Regions from separate parts of the Homo sapiens genome. Here region 1 is linked to region 2. The links are chromatin contacts, found by Hi-C or POLR2A ChIA-PET in ENCODE. All regions are on one chromosome and are shown on one strand. The core of a region is the stretch at or near the end of the contact, and the rest is flanking DNA. Distances in the headings are between cores, read along the strand shown. Region 1 holds the start of COCH (cochlin). Region 2 overlaps STRN3 (striatin 3).

Region 1 (6,469 bases), core at 2,273-4,772, 110 kb before region 2:
TGCCATCCTTGAGAAACTCTTTTAGGGCCATCAGCAGCATCCTGAAGCCTGACAATGCCACCCAGGTATCAGTGTTAGAGGCAGCTTATTTCCCTAACAATGCCAGCGCATTCTGCACAAAGTCAGAAATGTGACTGTGCAGCATTCCCAGGGAAAATTACTTTTGAAATTGAGTTTTCAATCTTTTTGTTAGGGATTGTTTTTAAACAACCATCAGGCCAGAAAATGCTTCCATTTTTTATCAGGGGAATGCAGTAGGCATATTAAAGTTGGATTTTAACGAAAAGATAATGAAAGAAGAATGAAAGATTAGCAGAATTAGCTTAACCTCTAACACTGAGCACCTGGACTGCACATTAGAATCACCTGGAGAGCTTTTAAAAATTCTAATGCCCTGGCCCCAGCCCAGACCAATTATATTAAAATCTCTGGGGTGGGACCCAGGCATGAGTATTTTTAAAGCTCTCCAGGTAGTTCCAACGTGCAGCCCAGACAGGAATCCACTGCTCTACACGGAGTTCATCTAAATTTTGAATATCAAATACTTCCCACTAAAGTAGGATAAAATCAGGCGCAGTGGCTCATGCCTATAATCCCCACATTTGGGGAGGCCCAGGCGGGAGGATCACGTGAGGTGAGGAGTTTGAAATCAGCCTGGGCAAATAATGAGACTACCTCTCTACAAAAAGTAAAAAATGAGCCAGTCATAGTGGTGTGTACCTGTAGACCCAGCTACTCAGGAGGGTGAGGTGGGAGGATCTCTTGAACATAGGAGTTTGAGGCCGCAGTGAGCTTTGATTGTGCCACTACACTCCAGCCTGGATGACAGAGTGAGAATAAGTCTCTAATAATAGTAATTAATAACAATATAATAAGATTAAATTAAATTAAAAATTAACAAATAATGAGGCCGGGCCTCACGCCTGTAATCCCAGCACTTTGGGAGGCCAAGGCAGGTGGATCACCTGAGGTCAGGAGTTGGAGACCAGCCTTGCCAACATAGTGAAACCCCATCTCTACTAAAAATACAAAATTAGCCAGTTGTGGTGGCACGTGCCTGTAATCCCAGCTACTCAGGAGGAGGCTGAGGCACGAGAATTGCTTGAACCTGGGAGGCAGAGGTAGGAGTGAGCCGAGATAGCGCCATTGCACCCCAGCCTGGGAGACAAGAGCAAAACTCCATCTCAAATAAAATAAAATAAAATAAAATATTTAAAAAAATAATAAAGCAGGATTAACCAGGCATCCTAGGAGTACGATTACCCTAAAATATCACCCAACTGAATACAAAACTCTGTCATTTTAACAATTTGTCTTTTTAAGTCAAATATACCTAGATTTGACTCTCTTCAGATATTTCCAAAGCAGAGGCAATTACCTCTTAAATTCAGATATTTTTCTTTAATATACTTATGGTGAGCATGAACTACAAACTAGCTAAGAATGAGAGTCTAAACCCCACTCTTCCACTCTCCTTGGTTGGCCTTACCAAAAAGAAAAAAATAGTAAAGACAGAGTAACTTCTCTTAAATGTTTCAAAACAAAATAATTAAGATGAATCTCAGTAAACAACCATGAAATTCAGTGAGGTATTTCCTTTATTTTTTAATGGTTACAGACTCAGGGTCTGTCATGGAAATAGCTGCATAGTTTTGACTCTGCCAAATCACTCACTGAAATTACATCACAGGAGGGCTGCCAGTGCCCTGTGGGGGCTCTGAATAGCATCTACCCCTTTGGCCATTTGGGACCTGCCTGCTGAGCTGTGAAGTGGCAGGTTTTTTCCAGCGTACAGACTCTTCCTAATTATATAGCATCATGACAATTTGTCCAGCCTAATTAGGGGAGGTTATCCAACCCTGATTGAGGACACTCAATAAACAATAATGGAAAAGACAGCTTTAATTGTCCTGAGGCTTGAAATTTCTCCCATGGAAAATATCAGGGGCAGTGGCTAGATTACTGGATTTCTAAGAAAAGGGTAATTCTCTATACCAGGGAAGGGAGTAAATCTTGAAAGCAGCCATGAAAATAAACATCAAAAACCTCCCAGCCCTCAAATGTTATTTGGTCTCTTTCCCTCCAGAAGACATTCAGGTAGTAAAGGGAATGAAATCAACACTCCTTAGTTGCCTGATACAAATACTAAGTCATTCCAATCAGGAAGATAGTTGTAATTAAGACTACTACACTAGTTGACTTCCAGGTGATGGTGGTGTATTTGTTTCTCAGTATAAAATGGCATGGGAATACTTTTCAACAATAAAAAGAAAGGAAGTACTGTTCTATAATGCCTCATGGATGAACCTCAAAAACATTCTGTGCAGTGAAGGAAGCCGCACAATGTATAATCCCATCTATAAGAAACGACCACTAAGAAAAATCTATAGAGACAGGAAATAGGTTAGTGATTGCCTAGGACTAGGAGTGGGAGAAGAGACTGACTGACAATGGCGAGGAGATCATTTTGGGGAGGATGAACCTGTTCTGAAATTGGCTTGTGGTGATGGTTGTACAGCTCTGAAAATTTACTAAACATCATTGAACTGTACACTCAAAACGGATGGATTTTATGGCATGTAAATTGTAACTAAATAAGGCTATTTGAAAAAGTTTATATTGTACCAGAAAGGTTAGCGTCTGGGCCTGGGTCTGGTTCTTCCGCTGCCATGCAGGTCGCCTGTCACTAACACTCCTCAAGAATTCTGCTCCTTCTCCATTTCCATTTGTAAAACGTTAGCAGGATGGTGCGGGGAGAAGGAGAACACATTATCAAATCTGAGATTCTGTGCAGTCACAAGACACCAAGTCTGGGAATTTCGAAAGGCAATCAGGCATAAATTCTTCCTGAGGTGAGAAAGAAGCAAAGGTACCGGCTGCTGGGGTCAGGGCTGTCTCACACGCGTGGCTCTAGGCAGGAGCACAAATTGAACCACTGGGGAAAGTAGGACTCCAGCAGAAACGAAGGCGCAAGGCCGAATCCCTAAGGTCCAACGAGCTAGCAGTCAGTTGACAGGGTTTCTAACAAAAACGCGGCATGCGTTTACCAAACCTAGGGTGGTTTTATTTCAGAAGTAGGAACTCTTTCCACGAGAGCACCAAGTTGAGAAGTTCGGTTCTCAGGCCGCGTGGACCTGACAGCTCTCAGAAGCTCCAGGCCTCGCTGGGTGGGGCGGGTAGCGGCCGCCGCTGCCTCAGCAGCCCTGGTCCCGGCAGAGCAGGGCTGGCGAGGCCGCTGCTGCCGCCGTCGGGGCCGCCGGCCCTCCACACTCGTTGAGACGCCGGCACGGGGACCTTCGTGCCCCTCTAGGGACTGGCGCCGCGTCCAGGTGGCCGAGCCTGCGCTGCTGGAGGAGGCGCCTCCGCGCCGGCCTCACCCCGGGGCCGGCAGGGGGCGAAGGCGGAGCTGGAAGTCGCCGCCGGGCCCCGGGGGACCGGCTCCCGCGCTTCCTCCCGCGCCCCCCGCACAGTGCTCATGCGCACGGCCCAGCCTTTATAGCGGCCGCGGGGGCCTTGCCTTCCGCACTCGGGCGCAGCCGGGTGGATCTCGAGCAGGTGCGGAGCCCCGGGCGGCGGGCGCGGGTGCGAGGGATCCCTGACGCCTCTGTCCCTGTTTCTTTGTCGCTCCCAGCCTGTCTGTCGTCGTTTTGGCGCCCCCGCCTCCCCGCGGTGCGGGGTTGCACACCGATCCTGGGCTTCGCTCGATTTGCCGCCGAGGCGCCTCCCAGACCTAGAGGGGCGCTGGCCTGGAGCAGCGGGTCGTCTGTGTCCTCTCTCCTCTGCGCCGCGCCCGGGGATCCGAAGGGTGCGGGGCTCTGAGGAGGTGACGCGCGGGGCCTCCCGCACCCTGGCCTTGCCCGCATTCTCCCTCTCTCCCAGGTGTGAGCAGCCTATCAGTCACCATGTCCGCAGCCTGGATCCCGGCTCTCGGCCTCGGTGGGTGCGCGCCCCTCACGACCCCGGCCCCTTGCTCCGCTGGGTGGAGGCTGGAGCCAGCCCTCACGCTTCTCTCTTCGCAGGTGTGTGTCTGCTGCTGCTGCCGGGGCCCGCGGGCAGCGAGGGAGCCGGTGAGTGGGGGAGCTGGGGTGCGTCCAGGCGGTCGCAGGGGCTGAGCACCAGCGGGTACAAGCGGGACTCAGATCCAGCCCCTTGGGCTTCAGCCCTACCGCCTGAGGAGGAAGGCGCGAAGGTTGAGCCGCCGCGTGGCGCGCCCGCGTTAACCCCTGCAGCCGATCTGCTCCTGCTCACCTGTTTCTCCCATGGTAGGGGGCCCCTGGGGTCCAGTGGGGGGACGTTCTCCAAGAGCACTAGGAAGAAGGCCTCCTCCAGGCCCACCCACAGCCCCAGACCCCGGGCCCGCTGAGCGCCGGCAGCAGGAGGTCGAGGAAGGAGGACTCCTTGAGCCTCACCGAGGAGCGCACCAGTCCTGGGCTCTGCTGCGTTTGGGGGTGGAGGAGAAGCCGCCCAGACCCGACTTCAGGTTGCCGTAGCCGAGAGAGAGGGAGGCGAACGTCGCTGTCCCACCTTGTTTGACTCGCTAGCTATGTTTCTAGGTGTAACCCCTATAATCAGAAGCACTCGCGGTCTCACTCTACACGCTAGAGAGTTTAAAAAGTTTGTACCACGTGTAGAGGTCCGGGTATGGGTGTGTGGTTTGGTGTATTTTCCAGTGTAAAAGGCAACGCTTTCCTAAGAGCTACCGTTTGTTTTCCTTGAAAGTAGGAATGAGGGTTAAGTATCCCTCATGGCTGTATTTCTCCCGCTCTACTTAACAAAAGTCAGTGTTCGCAACTAAAGGCGGTCGGTCTTGGCACCGGATTCCGATGCCGCCCCCATCTCAGCGGAAAATGGGAGGAAGGATTAAGGCTGTTTGATGATAGGTATGAGGCTGTTTAGGGGTAAGGATTTTAACCTCTCAGCTCTCTAGACTGCTTCAGAGCTAAGAAATGGGCATTGCGCCTGCATCCTTCCTTCTCTTCCATGGAATGTAAGGTACCTGTCACCACAAAGGGCACAGAGGAGGGTGCTTGTCACAGGCAAGGTACTCAGTTGGACAGTATGGCCAGAAAGTATTCCTCTGCCTTGGAAAAAAAAGGTTTTTAAAATTAATATATGTTTTAAAAAGGTTTGGATAACTACAACTTCCCATGTTTGAAAAATAGCATTTAATAACATTAATCTCAATTTAGTATCGACAGTAAATTCACAAATTAACATGTTGTATTATGTTATCTTGTTACTTGTTGCCAAGAGCTTGTCTCTTCCTAGCATCATTTATAGTAAAAACTGATTCTTTGTTAGGTTGACAGTGTAAAACTTGAGAATATTAACAGTGCTTTCTAAAAATGCATCCGCTGCTTGATAAATCTCACTGGACAGATCTGGAGCAGAAATAATCAGGTTCAATTAAGATAAAAATGCTGTATTCTGAAGGGATTCACTTTTCTGTTTTCTGTCCTTCGGGAGTTGTAGAATGTTGTTTGGGCAAATTAACCCCACGGCTTTAATTTTCTCATCTATAAAATGAACAATCAAGTTAGATAACTTTCTGTGAATCTAAGCATCTTTTTGTTGGCTTCCTTAATGTGTGAGTTTAAGGATCTGCATTTGTAGGCTAACTAGGATAAATGGTCCTATGAAGGAAAGGATGGCTTTGATTTGTGCACATGTCTATGAAAATGTTCCACAAAGGCTCAATCCAGATTTACTATCTTTACCTCAAGCAACTGTGTACATAGCGTCATCAAAGTTGAGATTTAAAAATTTTTTTTTTTCTTCTGGAGACAAGATCTTATTCTGTAACCCAGGATGGAGTGCAGTGATGCAATCATAGCTCATTGCAAGCTTGAACTCCCGGGCTCAAGCAATCCTCCCACCTCAGCCTCTCCAGTGGCGGAGAGTACAGGCATGCACCACCACGTGTGGCCATTTAAAAAAAATTTTTTTTTTTTAGAAGAGATGAGGTCTTGCTATGTTGTCCAGACTGGTCTTGACCTCCTGGACTCAAGCAAATCCTCTTGTCTTGGCCTGCTAAAGTGCTGGGATTATAGGCATGAGTCACCACGCCCAGCCAAGATTTTTTATATTTCTATAATTAATATTAAATGACTTTTATTTTCTAGTTCAGATATAGTTCCAATTATGTATTTCCAACCTGGTTAAGAACTGAGAAGCCAGGCACAGTGGCACACCTGTAATCCCAGCTACTAGGGAGTTGGAGGTGGATCACTTGAGCTCGGGAATTTGAGCCTAGCTTGGGCAACTTGGCGAGTCCCCATTTCAAAAACAAAAACGAAATAAAAACCCAGAACTTTCACATTAGAGTTTTATAGTGGCTGGGGACTATATTAAATTGGAAAACAACCTTGTGGCTTGCCAAAATCTGGAATGGTATGGAAGGGTATATAAGTCAATAGTCATAACTAGAAGTGTAGAAATTAGGGAAGTAAAACTTAAATCTCACACTGTA
Region 2 (6,408 bases), core at 3,650-6,149:
ACTCAGGAATGGAAAACCAAGCATTGTATGTTCTCATAACTGGGAGCCAAGCTATGGAGATGCAAAGACATAAGAATGATATAATGAACTTTGGGGACTTGAGAGAAAAAATGGGAGGGCAGTGAGGGACAAAAGACTACACAATGGTTACACTGTACACTGCTCAGATGACAGGTGCGTCAAAATCTCAGAAATCACCAAAAGAACTTTTCCATGCAACCAAATGCTACCTATTCCCCCCTACTGAAAAAAAAAAAAAAAGAAGAAGAAAGAAAGAGAACGAAAGAAAGAAAGAAAAGAAAAGAAAAAAGAAAAGAAAGAGGAAGTAGACTTGAAGCCTGGGCAATATAGCCAGACTGCATGTCTACAAAACTTTTATTTAAAAAATTAGCCAGGTGTGGTGGCACATGCCAATAGTCCCAGCTATCTGGGAAGCTGATGTGAGAGGACCACTTGAACCCAGGAGATCAAGGCTACAAGTGAGCTATGATGGTGCCACTGCACTCCAGCCTGGGTGACAGAGACAGACCCTGGCTCTTTAAAAAAAAAAAAAAAAAAAAAAAGTGGACTTGAATTAGTTGTAAATGTTTTATAAGTCCTAGGATAACTACTAAAAGAAACATTTTTAAACTACAGTTCATATGCTAAGACAGCAGAGAAAATGCAGTCATATAAAATTCTCAAACCAGAGAAGGCAGAAAAAGAGGATTATAAACAAAGAACAAGTGCAAAAACAGAAAAGAGTTACCAACATGGTACTAACCCAACTACATCAATAATCACTTTAAATGTGAATTATTTAAATAAGCCAATCAAAAGAGACTGTTGTAGTGAATTAAAAAAATAAAATGCCAGACAGGTTGCCTACAATAAATTTTATTTAAGTATACACACAGAAAATAACAAAAAGTAAATGAATGGGGAGAGTTATACCATGCAAACATTAACTTTTTAAAAGTGGGAATAGTTACATTAAGTTCAGATAAAGCAGACTTCAGAACCAGGATAATTATCCAGGATAAAGAGGGATATTACATAATGAAAGAGGTCAATTCTCCAAGAACACAACCCTTAGTGTGTCAAAATAGGAGAAGCAAAAATTGAGAAATACATGAATCCACTATTATAGCTGGAAACTACAACACTCCTCTACCAGTAACTGAGAGATCCAGCAAGGCAGAAAACCAGTAAAGATATAGTTCAACTGAACAGCATCATCAATCAGCTGGATCTAATTGATCTACACAGTATTTTATCCAAGAACAGCAGAACAACATTATTTTCAAACTCACATGGAATGTTCATCAAGAAAAACATTTTGGACCATAAAACCCATCTTAACAACTTTAAAAGATTAGAATTCATACAGTGTACTATCAGACCACAATAGAATTAAATCTAAAAATCAGTAACAGAAAGACAATTAGAAAATCCCAGCATATAGGAAATTAAACATACTTGTAAGTGAAACACTGGTCAAAGAAGTATCAGGATAAGTTTTAAAATATTTTAGCCAGGCACTGTGGCTCACACCTGTAATACTAGCACTTTGGGAGGCCAAGGTGGGGAGATTACCTGAGCTCAGGAGTTTGAGACCAGCCTGGCCAACATGGTGAAACCCCATCTCTACTAAAAATACAAAAATTGACCGGACATGGTGGCACAAGCCTGTAATCCCAGCACTTTGGGAGGCCGAGGCAGGCGGATCACATGAGATCAGGAGTTTGAGACCAGCCTGGCCAACATGGTGAAACCCTGTCTCTACTAAAAATACAAAAAATTCGCTGGGTATGGTGGTGGGTGGCTGTAATCCCATCTACTTGGGAGGCCGAGGCAGGAGAGTCGCTTGAACCCAGGAGGCAGAGGCTGCAGTGAGCAGATATCGTGCCAGTGCACTCCAGCCTGGGCAACAAGAGCGAAACTCTGTTTCAAAATAAATACATATATGAAAAAAAGAGAAAGATTTGAAACCAACAATTTAGCTTCCATCTTAGGAAATCAAAGAACAGCATTATAAACAAAAGAAATAATAAAAAATAGAACACAGAAATCAAAAAAATTACCATAGAAAAATCAATAAAATCAGCTCATTGAAAAGATCATTAAAATGGATTAAACTCTAGCCAGGCTAGCAAAAAAGGGGGAAAGATGGAGAAAGGGGAAGAAAGAGGAAGAAAGACACAAACTACTAATATCAGAAATGAGGCCGGGCATGGTGGCTCAATGCCTGTAATCCCAGCACTTTGGGAAGCCGAGGTGGGCAGATGACCTGAGGTCAGGAATTCAAGACCAGCCTGGACAACATGGTGAAACCCCATCTCTACTAAAAATACAAAAAAAAAAAAAATTAGCCAGGTGTGGTGGTGGGCGCCTGTAATCCCAGCTACTCGAGAGGCTGAGGCAGGAGAATCGCTTGAACCCAGAAGGCAGAGGTTGCAGTGAGCAGAGATTCACACCATTGCTCTCCAGCCAGGCAAACAAAACAAGACTCTATCTCGAAAAAAAAAAAAAAAAAAAAAAACATGAAAGAAGGGTCCTCATTATTGAACCCATGGACATTAAAAGGAAAATAAAAATTATAAATAGCTTAATGCCCACAAATTTGATAACTAAGATGAAGTGGACCAATTCCTTGAAAGACACAATCTACAAAAACTTACATAAGGAGCAATAAATGACGTGAATGGATCCATATATACTAAAGAAATGGAACCAAAAGTTAATAATCTTCAAAAATAAAAAGCATCATGCACAGATGGGCTCTAGGGTGAATTCTACTAAACATTTGAGAATGAAATACCAATTCTCTACAATCTCTTCCAGAAAACAGAAGCAAAAGGAACACTTACTAATTCACGTGATGAAGCCAGCATTATCCTAATACCAAAACCAGAAAAATGTACTAGAAGAAAGGAAAACGACAAACATATCTCTCATGAGCATAGATGCAAAACTCCTTAACAAAATATTAGCAAACTGAATCCAACAAAGTAGGATTTATTCCAGGCATACTAGACTGATTCAACATTCAAAACTGTGTTAATATAACGCATCATTAATTGGTTAAACAAGCTGAAGAAGAAATATCAATAGATACAGAAAAGAACAAAATCTTATACCCATTCATGACAAAAACTCTCAATAAACAGGAATAAGGGGAACACCCTCAACTTAATAAAGGATATCTATGAAAAACGTACAGCTAAATATCATATTTAATTATGAAAAAGTAGATGCTTTTCCCCCTAAGACTGGGAAGAAGGCAAGGATCTCCTCTTTCATCACTCCTATTCAACATCATACTCAAAGTCCTAGCTAATGCAAGAGATGAGAAAAGAAGAGGTATACAGATTGAGAAGGTAGGAATAGAACTGTTTGCGGATGACCTGACTGCCTATGTTAAAAATCCTAAAACATCAATAAAAAGAACCCTGGATCAAAGAAGCAATTATAAAGCTAGGTGCGGTGGCTAACGCTTGTAAGCCCAGAACTTTGAGAGGCCAGGGCAGGCAGATCACTTGAGCTCAGGAGTTTGAGACCAGCCTGGCCAACATGGTGAAACCCTGTCTCTACTAAAAAATACAAAAGTTAGCTGGGCATGGTGGCACACGCCTGTAGTCCCAGCTACTCAGGAGGCTGAGGCAGGAGAATCGTTTGAACCCATGATGCAGAGGTTGAAGTGGGCCGAGATCATGCCACTGCACTCCAGCCTGGGCAACAGTGTGAGACTCCATCTCAAAAAAAAAAAAAAAAAAAAAAAAAAAGGCAATTACAGCAAGGTTGCAGCAAACAAGATTAATAAACAAAAGTCTGTTACTTTCCTATGCAATAGTAATAAACATTTAGATTTTGAAAGTCAAAACATAGTACCATTTACCTTAGCACCAAAAACCTTAAGCATAAAGCTAACAAAACATGCACAGGAAGAAAACTACAAAAAACTCTGATGAGAGATATCAAAGAAAATCTAAATAAAAGGAAACATTTAAAAAGTATATTTTTATTGTGAAGATAAGGTCAAAGACCTAGGCCCAAAGAAAAAGGTTTTGCAACGGACTGTGTAGTTGCTTCAATAAAATAGGTACCAAAAATTTTGTTTTTATGTGCCCAACTCAACAAATTTTGTTTTTAATTACTTGATCTGAAGTGTACTTCAGGCAAAAATTAATTTTTATAAACTTGTTTCCATATACAATTTCAGTTGATAATTTAGGGTAACAAATATTACTACTGATTTTCAGGATAGCTTTTCTTCCTTTGAATACAGGAAAAGGTGTTCGTTGATTTGCGACATTTTATTTTTATTTATTTATTTATTTTTGAGATAGAGTCTCGCTCTGTCGCCCAGGCTGGAGTGCAGTGGCACCATCTCGGCTCACTGAAACCTCCGCCTCCTGGGTTCAAGCAATTCTCCTGCCTCAGCCTCCTGAGTAGCTGGGACTACAGGTGCACACCACCACACCCGGCTAATTTTTGTATTTTTAGTATAGATGGCGTTTCACCATGTTGGCCAGGATGGTCTTGAACTCCTGACCTCAGGTAATCTGCCCGCCTTGGCTTCCCAAAGTGCTGGGATTACAGAAGTGAGCCACCATGCCTGGCGGGACATTTTATATATCATCTGAATTTATTCAACAATCAGCATGTGAATGCACATAAGAATTATTTCAGGCCAGGTGCGGTGGCTCACGCCTGTAATCCCAACCACCTTGGGAGGCCAAGGTGGGCGGATCACGAGGTCAGGGGTTCTAGACCATCCTGGCCAACATGGTGAAATCACATCTCTACTAAAAATACAAAAATTAGCCAGACATAGTGTGTGCCTATAATCCCAGCTACTCGGGAGGCTGAGGCAGGAGAACTGCTTGAGCCCAAGAGGCGGAGGCTGCAGTCAGCTGAGATTGTACCATTGCACTACAGCTGGGATGACAGAGCAAGACTCTGTATGGGGGCGGGGAGAATTATTTGATATTTGTTGATACTTGACAGCAGATAATTTTTTAACTGCAAGACCACTAGAGGTCACCAGCGTAAAACTTTCAACTTTGATTCTGCTGGTAGTGAACTAAAAAGTTCAACTACTATTCTGCAATGTTTCTTTGTTTCTTTTTTTTTCTTTTTTTTGTTTTGAGATGGAGTGTTGCTCTGTCACCCAGGCTGGAGTGCAGTGGCACAATCTCAGCTCACTGCAACCTCTGCCTCCCGGGTTCAAGCTGTTTTCCTGCCTCAGCCTCCCGAGTTGCTGGGATTACAGGCACCCGCCACCACGCCCAGCTAATCTTTGTATTTTTAGTAGAGACGGGGTTTCACCATATTGGCTGGGCTCAAACTCCTGACCTTGTGATCTGCCCACCTCGGCCTCCCAAAGTGCTGGGATAACAGGCGTGACCCACCGCACCCGGCCCTATTTTGCGATGTTTCTTAAAAAACAGTATCTTGCTTTGACAAATAACTTCACAAAATTTGTTCTATTGCAAGAGTTTTCTTTAAAAAAATTTTTTTAACTAAAAGCAAACACTAGATATAGGTGAGTTTTGTTGTATTTAATGATTTTAAGACATTCTTTAGCACTTACTAAAGAAACTGCAACACCACTCAGAAGCAAACATCCAAGGAATTAAAAAAAAAACTTAAATATTTTAGCTTTGGAAGCAACATACAGGCGAATTCAGGTTAGAGCAACTAATAATAAATCCATAACACCACTACTCAAAAACAGTAGGTTTTCTGTCCAGGCATGGTGCCTCATGCCTGTAATCCCAACACTCTGAGAGGCCCAGGCAGGAGGATCACCTGAAGCCAGCCAGGCGTTCAAGACCAGCCTGGACAACAAAGCAAGATCTTGTCTCTACAAAAAAAAGTTTAAAAATTAACCAGGCATGACGGTGTGCACCTGTAATCCCAGCTACTTGAGAGGCTGAGGTGGGAGGACCACTGGAGCCCAGGAGTTGGAGACCGAGGGAACTATGACTGCACCACTGCACTCCAGCCTGGGCAACAGAACAAGACCCCATCTCTCAAAATAAATTAAAATAACACAGTAGGTTAAGAAATGTTGGCACCCACACCTGTTAATGGTCAACTAAAATTATTCATGTGTATTCAAAGTACTTAAATATTTGGGGCTAGAGGCAAGGTTCAAATGTAAAATAATTTTAAGATTAAAGAGTCAGCAAACCATTGACATTTTACATAAAGCAAAAAATACAAAATAAAAACCATATCACACAAGAGTTTCAAAACCTAGCTAATTATGAGAATCACAAGGTAGCTTAGAATTCACACACACACACACACACACACACACACACCCCATAATTCAGTGTGCTAAAGCAGGGCACAAAAACCTTTGTATGATCATCTAATAACAGAAACAGTCCAGTCCCCGACCTACCCAGTACCTGCTCA

What was found. A loop is a pair of places that touch in the nucleus more often than their neighbours do. ChIA-PET counts read pairs that join two places held with the same protein, here RNA polymerase II (POLR2A). Pooled maps may share reads with other maps.
Region 1: a pooled map shows a loop between it and region 2 (2.4-fold over the local background). The contact joins the promoter of COCH here to the enhancer-like site in region 2. A Hi-C loop is called at or near these places in 2 of 50 pooled maps. POLR2A ChIA-PET finds 5 or more read pairs at or near these places in 2 of 52 experiments (A673 and T-cell).

Annotation. Positions count from the first base shown.
Region 1 is chr14:30,871,037-30,877,505 of GRCh38, forward strand. COCH (cochlin) reads left to right here and starts at 3,523. Exons shown (of 12, transcript NM_004086.3): 1 at 3,523-3,555; 2 at 3,880-3,936; 3 at 4,020-4,067. The coding sequence starts at 3,903. COCH-AS1 (COCH antisense RNA 1) reads right to left here. Exons shown (of 5, transcript NR_038356.1): 5 at 5,143-5,516. RefSeq lists a silencer at 3,085-3,604.
Region 2 is chr14:30,975,297-30,981,704 of GRCh38, forward strand. The region is part of intron 1 of STRN3 (striatin 3); the gene reads right to left. Among named protein-coding and RNA genes, the nearest start is that of MIR624, 36 kb to the right of the region's middle. Within about 2 kb of position 4,900, at least 3 of the 41 ENCODE cell types and tissues checked have a DNase peak (open chromatin) inside an H3K27ac peak, as active enhancers do.